Regions from separate parts of the Homo sapiens genome. Here region 2 is linked to region 1. A link is an interaction called in ENCODE POLR2A ChIA-PET data of the cell type or tissue named here. Cell type or tissue: Panc1. All regions are shown on one strand. Each heading gives the region's core, and the rest is flanking DNA. Links, peaks and the distances in the headings are about the cores only. Region 1 overlaps LINC-PINT (long intergenic non-protein coding RNA, p53 induced transcript). Region 2 holds the start of CPA5 (carboxypeptidase A5).

Region 1 (4,393 bases), core at 160-4,159:
TTTTATTTTGAGACGGAGTCTCGCTCTGTTGCCCAGGTTGGAGTGCAGTGGCGCAATCTCTGCTCACTGCAACCTCCGCCTCCCGGGTTCAAGCAATTCTCCTGCCCCAGCCTCCCGAGGAGCTGGGACTACAGGCGTGTGCCACCACACCCAGCTAATTTTAGTATTTTTAGTAGATGGGGTTTCACCACGTTAGCCAGGATGGTCTCGATCTGACCTTGTGATCCACTTGCCTCGGCCTCCCAAAGTGCTGAGATTACAGGCGTGAGCCACGGCGCCCGGCCCTAATCATGGCTTTTAAGGGGTCAATGCAAGCCAGGGAAGATGGACAAAAAGAGGAATTACAGAACACAGTATGACACATGTACAACTGGGTAAGCAGAAAGGGCTGTGGAAGCACCCAAGGGGCACCTAGCCCAGCCCTTAGGAGTCAGCAGAGGCTGCCTGGTGGAGGTTTCATCTGAACAGGTGCTCTGAAGGGACAGTAGCCATTGGCCAGGAAGAGGGAAGGAAGAGCTTCCAGGCAGAGGACAAGCATGATGGGCTTCATTTGGCTGCACCAGAGATCAACAAACAATGGTAAGGATGGGGGGAGTCCTGAGAGGTAAGACCAGATCATGAAGGGTGTCTTGAGCCCTGTCAAGACATGATGAGGTCAACCAAGCAACAATAACATCACAAGACAACAGGTTTCTTTCTGGGTCCTGACAGTGTATGTAAGTTATGCGGCTTGAACTTACTGGACGGCATTAATGAGCTTCTATTCATGTCTAATAAGGAAAAAAGAGGGTTCTATCATGGGTTATGCCACATTTGTTTTTCTTGGTAGTTGGGACAGTTGCTTTGTTAATTGCCTTTTTTGAACATACTCTCCTATACCCACAGCACATTTGCTGGAGTCATGGGGGTGGGGTGTGATAATCTGCACTATTCATGAGCTGTGGCCAGGTGATCCAGCACAAAGATGCCCAGCTGTGGGGAATACATTCATTCTTCCCTAACACATTAAAACCACAACCAAGGAAAGCTGGCTGAATAAAACTGAGTGGCCCCAAGGATACAAACACCTCCAACACGAGTCATTTATTTATGAAAAGTGAATAGGATACAAATTAAAAGCTTGGGCGCAGGAGCCAGACTGCTGTGACTTGAATCCTGGCTCCTCCATTTCCAACTTCCCCCAGCCTCAGTTGTCTATCTGTAAAATGGGTCTCATAGTAGGATCTGCCACACAGGATTGTGTATTAAAAGAGATAATCAATATCGAGTATTTGGCACAGTGCCTGGCACATGGGGCTCCCAACACATGGTGTTGGTGGTGTTCCTATTTGTTGTTTTTCTCTTGTAGCAATGCTGAATCCAGTCTGCTCCCACTTACAGTTTACATGATGGAAGAATTAGAGACTTGAACACAGAAATGAATTATCCCTGTTAACCCTAACCCCAGAACATTGAGGCCACAGGAAATACAACCGCAGTGACCTGGACTTCTGCGTTAGTCATGATCAGTACGTATTAGGTCACAGCTAGTCTACGCTTTATCACATGGTGGTGACATTCCAGTTTCATATGAGAGGGCTCTCAGTTAAGTAAGTGCACTAAAAATGCATACTGGAAAACACCCGTGATCTATCTAAAACATTGTTCCAGTGCCCTCGTTTTTTTGTTTTGCTTTGTTTTTTTAAATCCCAGAGAGCAATACCATAAAATATTTCATTAGACCTTTTTATTCAAGATCCATCTTAAAAAGTTGAGGCTGTACCTCAAATATCTTTTATTTTCCTTGCTGACTTGTTACATGACCCCCACTGGCCTGTGAATATATCCAAAGATTTTTCTGTGTTTTAATCTGAACTCACTTTGAAGCTATTTATATGTTTGGCATGGTAACACAATGGAGGTAATAAACACCATGCAGGTCTGACTCAGCTTTGAAAGCAGCTTTCTGAGTGACACCTTCCTCAGGATTCCCTGAGCTAACTTTATGGGATCTGGTAAGTAACTTCATATTCACTCCATAGCACTTACGATCTCCCAATCATTTCCTGCAGATCTAGCCTGGAAGCTAAATTTTAAAACTAGCTGTGAATTTAGAAGATGATTCATAAGCTCTGTGCATACCATGGTTATGACTGGTGGAAGGCAGAGATTCTTACATCAGTCTTCTTTACATTTTAACAGCAAGGAAAATAACAGGTTAGAGGAGTACTTTGTATCTACCCTCCCTTGCTTCCGGCAAATTAATGAAAGCCAAATAAATTGCAACACTTTGATATCTGTGTCTCTGTAACGTTAAAGACAGCCCTGGGCTGCGAGAGATGAACGTGGTAGAGCACCTCCGGGCCAGCTTCCCAGTGGAGCAATGGTATTGGAGAGGTGGACAACGTGGGGAGGCTGAGGGAGCTAGATCTTCGAAGGCAGAGAACAACACGGTGTGTCAGGCAAGCCACAAGCTCTTTTTGCAGCATAAAAGCAAGAGGGGAGAGTGGCAGGGGAAAAACTCAGGTTATTTATTTTTTTTTTTTTTCTGAAAACCACTTGCTGAAATAGAATGCCTCTTCTGAATACTGATGTCATTAGACTATCAATTTAGGTTATATTAAATTTTTTCAGGATAGCTATCCTTAAATTTCAAAGCATTTATTGGCCAGGTTTCTAAAGTGTGATAGCATCATTCACCAGGAAGCAGGGAATTTAGAATCGAGGTGACACCGGACCACAGAGTGAGTCTCTGGTGTAGAGGCAGGAATATGCTCAGTAAGGTAGCTCGTCAGCCGTAAGGCTGCCCAGGAGTGAGGCTTCCTCTGCAGGGTCTCACGGGTGCCTTCTCATGCCTTTTACTGGAGCCATATCTAATGACTTTAAAAGGTTAACCCTGGATCTGTTCTGGTGAACTTCATCCATGTTTGTAACATCCTAGAAAGTATTTATTCTGAGAAGCTGAAAAACAAAAAAAGATCTTCCCAGATTTCTGAAAATGGGGTGGATACTGACCTACATTCAGTGTTCTAGATTAAAATCACAGATTTTGGATAGAGAAAGTATTCTCTGTAATCTAATAAAACCAACTTTTTTTTTTTTTTGAGAAAGAGTCTCGCTCATGGCCCAGTCTAGAGTTGCAGTGGCACGATCTCGGCTCACTGCAACCTCTGCCTGTCGGGTTCAAGCGATTGTCCTGCCTCCTGCCCCAGCCTCCCAAGTAGCGGGGATTACAGGCATGTGCCATGACGCCCAGCTAGTTTTTTGTATTTTTAGTAGAGGGGGGGGGTCTTGCCATGTTGCCCAGGCTGGTCTTGAACTTCTGACCTCAGGCGATCAGGCCATCTTGGCCTCCCAAAGTGTTGGGATTACAGGCGTGAGCCACCACGCCTGGCCAAAACCAACATATTTTATGGATAGGAAATTGAGGCTTAGATGGGGGGGAAGAAAAACATTACACAGATTAAACCACAGCTAATGTCAGGTGGTGACCAAAGCAAGTCTTTTATTGCAGGCTGGGTTTTTCCATGTGGCTGGTTGTATGCTGCACCAAGAGGCAGACACAGTAGGCCAGTTTCCTGTGCAGACCCAGCTGCAATCCCATCTCTAAGCCAGGATGCTATTAGGTCTCAACAACCCATGGGAATTTAGGGTGCTCATGATTTAGGCTGGAAAGAGGTGACTAAGCTCCTTGATCTAAGGTCTATGCAACTGGCCACTCACTGCGGACCAGGGACATTCAATGCCAGACAGCGGTAGGGCTGGTCTGGGGCGGCAAGCCAGATCCTGGGCAAAGCAGCCTTTCTGCTAAGGGTTCCCTGGCAGACCACGACGATGGCCTCTTGCAAATGTGACCTGACGGTGGCAAAAGTCTTCTTTCAAAGCCCATTCCTAGGGCCTGCTCTTTCCCCAGCACTGTCCCCCAGGAAGCCCCCTTGCTAGCCATATTCATAAAGTTAAACGACTAAAACATGTTTTGGAAAGTAGTTTCTCTTGGTATTTTAGTGTGTTGTTTACTCTCTTACTGTACTAACAATATAAATTGCTAAAGGCTTCCTGGAAATCAAAACTGCAAATTAGAGAAAAATAGGGTTAGAGAAAATGTCTTTGATAGTCCACTTTGAAATTCAAATAATGATTTGAGAAGTTTAAGAATTATTACGTGAATAGATGGTAAAGTGACAGAATATTAATTATAGAATCTAGCCAGTGTATTTTTCATAATAAAATATTGGAAAAAAGTATTACCGCATCTTCTGTGCATACCAATATCCAACAAGTTCATGGGCTCCTACCGCTGGATATAATAGCAAAAAGTCTTGAAATATAAAATAAAGGAAGCACCACAAATTAAATAGGGAAAGATACATGACTCAAAACATGATGGGGGATTTACTTTGTGAAACAAAGTCCA
Region 2 (4,393 bases), core at 138-4,137, 560 kb before region 1:
TACAGGCACGAGACACTGCACGTGGCTATATGCTTTCTTTTATTAGTATTTACTTGGAATATCTTTTTTCCATCCTTGACTTTGAGTCTCTCTTTCTTCTTATGTTTTAAGAGTGCCTCTTGTGAAACCATATAGCTAGTATTTTTTTCTTTTTTTTTTTGAGACAGTCTTGCTCTGTCGCCCAGATTGGAGTGCCGTGGCATGATCTTGGCTCACTGCAACCCCCGCCTCCTGGGTTCAAGCAATTCTCCCACCTCAGCCTCCCGAGTAGCTGGGATGACTCCCACCACCATGCCCAGCTAATTTTTGTATTTTTAGTGGAGTTTGAAAGTTATGTGCACTGGGCCTATTCTTCTAGTTGTTGCTCTAGCTATTTGAACACGCATATTTACCAAAATCTAAAAAATTATCAATATCTCTCCTTTCTCCCAATAATTCCAGGACCTTAAAGACACTTTAACTCTGATGACCCACTTGCAGATAACATGCTATTCTTGTCCAGGACTTAAAACTTTGGTGTTAGATGATGCCGGGGAAAATATTTCCTGAGATTTCATAACCACAAGTAAGCCCCCGACATGAATTTGTGGTTTAAGTTTATGCTAACTATGCAGTCCCCCAAAAAAATCTTAAATTATTTAATTTAGAGTGGTCGCAGGTTGGTAGTGTCCCCAGCAACTTACAGAAGTAAACGCAAATCTTTTCTGGAAGAACCCACCTTCAACCCAGGCCTCAAGGGATTCTCACAGATAAATGTTCAAGGAAAATGATTGGTTCACAGGTATGTGGCATGAGAGAAAATGCACCATGAGTGAGAACCAGCGGAAAGAATAGGCAGCAGAAACAGACTTAAAACATCTAGGAATTGTAATTATCTAACACAGAATATAAAATATCTGTCTTATACGTTTAAAGAAATAAGAAATTCTAAAATAGATAAGAAATTCAAGTCATTTGGGCTTGAATCAGAAAAAAAGAATCAAATAGAACTTCCAAAAATGAAAAATGAATATCATATTGCATTGACTATAAAACAGGATCAATTTTATAAGATGCACCATAATTTTATGTGCCACCTTAGCATTGCAAGATGCCACCAATTGTAAGATGTATCCTGATTTTAGCAGTGTTAAAAATGTGAAAAAAATAGGTTGCAGAATCAATGAACCGTAGCAATTGAAAGGTAAAACTTCACAGATCAATTAAATTGCAGATTAAACTCAGCCAATGAAGAATCAGGTAACTGGAATAAAGACAAAAATATTTTTTACTAATAAATTATCCAGAATGTAGCCCAGAGAGACCACACAATGGAAATATAGCAGAATGCTTATGAGTCTTGGGGGCTAGAATGAGGAGGTCCAGTCAAAAGTTCCAGATGAAGGTAATAGAGAGGAAAAGGGGCAATGTTTAAAAATATAATGGCTGAGAAATTTGGAAAATAATAGAAAGCGAGTGACACTCAGATACAGGAATTCAAATGATTCTCAAGCAAGACAAAACAAAAAAAATCCATACCTGGACTTACGATGATAAAACTGTGGAACATCAAAAGCAAAGAGAAGCTCTTCAAAGAAACCAGGAACAAAGAGAGGTCACCTTCTGAAGAACAGTAAGTCAACAAACATTACCTTTTAGCAGCAAAAATGGAAGCCAGAAGACTGTGGGATAATATTTTCAATGTGTTGAGAGGAAAACAGTAATCAACTTGGAATTTCTATCCCAAAAAACCCTTTCAAGAATGAGAGCAAAATAATTCTTTCTTTCTTTCTTTCTTTTTCTCTTTCTTTCTTTCTTTCTTCTTCTTTCTTTCTTTCTTCCTTCCTTCCTTCTTCTTTCTTCTTTTCTTTCTTTTTCTTTCCTTCTTTCTTCTCTTTCTTTCTTTCTTTCTTTCTCTTTTTTCTTTCTTCTTTCTTTATTCTTTTTTTTCCTTTCTTTCTCTTTCCCTCTCTCCTTTCTTTTTTTTTCTGTCTGTCCTTCCTTCCTTCCTTCCTTCCTCGCTCCCTCCCTCTCTCCCTCCCTCCCTCTCTTCCTCCCTCCCTCCCTTCCTTATTTCTTTTCTTTTTCTTTTTTTCTTTTTTTTTTTTTTGAGATAGGTTTTTGTTCTGTCACCCAGGCTGGAGTATGGTTCTCTGCAGCCTCAAAGTCCTGGGCTCAGTTGATCTGCTTGCTTGCTTCCCGAGTAGCTAGGACTACAGATGCGTGCCTCACCATGCCCAGCTAATTTTATTTTATTTTTGCAGAGATAGGGTCTCCCTGACTTGCCCAGGCTGGTCTCGGACTCCTGGGCTCAAGCGAACTCCTGGGCTCCTCCTGCCTTGGCCTCCCAAAGCACTGGGATTACAGATGTGAGCTGCCATACCTGGCCAAAAATTTTCAAATAAGTAAAAACAGAAACCTTAACTAAAGGAAGGTTTGAAAAGATAGATTTGAAGCAGAGGGAAGATGATTCTAGATACATGGTACATGCATCCAGTAGGAAAATCAAGAACACCAGCATTCTGAGAAGTTCTCTGAGGCAAAACTTGCTTACCACTTGGGTGTCTGTCTGGCTTTTCCTTCTTTTTGGGATCTATAGATTCTTATTTTTGTGCCAACCCAGCAATGGCTTTAGAAAGTTGTTACTAAAAATATTTTCTTCTGCATTTGAGTTCTTTCATTTGGGCAAGATTGCTTAGGTATCTAACCCACCCCACCTGCAGGAAATAAAAGTCCTCCAAAAAAATTTCTAATTTAGGGAAACTCTCCTTCAGTCTATGTGGAGCCCATGTTCCCCGTCCTCATGGTACAATGTGCCTTTCCCTTGTAACACAAACACCATCTATAGTTTTACACTTATCTGGAGTGAGATGGGCTACCATTATGTCTTGGGTTTACCAATTATCTTCATGCTATTTAAATTAATTTTCTACTTACGCCTTTAGAAATGTAAGGGCCAGATATGTGTTGCTTTCTATTTTGTTTCCAGACTTTAGCAAGTGCCTGGAACATAGCAGGTATTCAGAGGACATTTACTGAGTAAATGATTAGGTGAGTAATTAATTATAAGTGAAAAGCCAAAATGAGGTATTAGGTCAAGCATAGCTATGTGTCTCCGCTTCAAATCCAGCCATAAGCTGATAATTGCAGTTCATAAGTATGATAATTGGGTGCTCACGCATGCGTGTGTGAGATGTGTCACCCTCAAACCTTGTTATGACGTCAGCACATTACCCGTCTAACATGAACTTAGAAGAAGCAAAACCAAAAACAAATCCAGCCATTGGAGATGGTGCTTTCAGGGTTGGTGAATTCCCAGAGAACTCTGCTGTCCAATATGGTAGCCATTAGCCACATGTGGCTATTTAAATTTTATTTAAATTAATTAAAGTTAAATACAACTCCAAAATCAATATTCAACCACAATAGCCACATTTCAAGAGGTTAGTGGCTATCCTACTGGGGGGTGTGGACATAGAATATTTCCATTATCACAGAAAGTTCTATTGGAAGCTATGTCATAGAATTCTCAAAACTTCCTAACTGCTTCTCTCTCTCTCTTTTACTCTTATTCTTTCTCTCTCACTCTCTCTCTTTTCCCACCCTTAAGCCAAGTACAGGGATAGTTGTCTCATCATTGGTGGCTTAAAATGATGTTTTTGAACAAGAAGACGCCCCATGGGTACTTTTGGTGACTAGCACTATCTCTGTTTTTTTCCTTTTAAATTCCTGAGCTATTGTTTAGCAGTACACCCTTTTATCTCCATTGCTACTGAAGCTGAATGTTACTTGGGTGGAAAGCATAACTGCTTTCTTTTCTATGTCCTTAAACCCTTTGATAATGTTACTGTTTGAGAGTCCCTGAAGCCAGGATACTAGAAGAGTCTGGCTTGTCTGAACAGCTGAACTACGAAATAATGGAGTAGGGCAGGTGGGTGGGGGAGCAGGGCGTTCTGTCGATAAACGAGCTCCCTTCTTTGCACACATAGCCAGTTAATCGGCCATTCTGAGATAGTTTGGATGGGGAGGGGGAGCTTCTGAGAATCGCCAGTGACAGTTAAGTGGCCTATTGTTGACGTCCTCTGCTGAACGACTTGGTTGGATTCAGCTTCTGCCTTACCCCCACCCCCTGTGGATTTTCTGTTAGATTCATCATTTGCCATTCAGGCATCATCTTTCACTTTCTCCTTCCAACATGACTGCTTTGTGTGCTGGCCCCTGCTTTACTCCTGCTATTCCCAAACTATAAAGGGAACTGTGTGGGGCTTCAGCAGGACTGAGAAATTGACTCTGCTGTCTGTTGAGAACTCTAATAATGACTGCGGTGACCTTCATGTCTAGCAGAAAACCCACTGTCTGTGCTAGCACAATGATGACCACCTGAAGACAGAGAAAAGGGAATCTTGATTGAATT

What was found. ChIA-PET counts read pairs that join two places held together with the same protein. Peaks named below come from ENCODE experiments on the same cell type or tissue, not always from the same donor. Only the 100,000 strongest peaks of a DNase experiment are listed, where the experiment ranks them.
Region 2: POLR2A ChIA-PET joins it to region 1 with 5 read pairs; 2 of 35 experiments call an interaction of 5 or more read pairs at or near these places.

The regions. Positions count from the first base shown.
Region 1 is chr7:130,902,256-130,906,648 of GRCh38, forward strand. The region is part of intron 6 of LINC-PINT (long intergenic non-protein coding RNA, p53 induced transcript); the gene reads right to left. Among named protein-coding and RNA genes, the nearest start is that of LINC00513, 9.0 kb to the right of the region's middle. RefSeq lists an enhancer at 1,137-2,336. In Panc1, for the core only: no CTCF peak of the experiment used is centred there; DNase peaks (open chromatin) are centred at 776, 1,516, 1,976, 3,474 and 1 weaker place; H3K4me3 peaks cover 2,085 bases; H3K27ac peaks cover 4,000 bases.
Region 2 is chr7:130,341,296-130,345,688 of GRCh38, forward strand. It overlaps CPA5 (carboxypeptidase A5), which reads left to right and starts at 3,521. Exons shown (of 13, transcript NM_080385.5): 1 at 3,521-3,910. All of the region lies in intron 1 of LOC105375503 (a long non-coding RNA gene), which reads right to left. It overlaps LOC124901837 (small nucleolar RNA U13), which reads left to right and starts at 3,120; the gene lies at 3,120-3,223. In Panc1, for the core only: no CTCF peak of the experiment used is centred there; no DNase peak of the experiment used is centred there.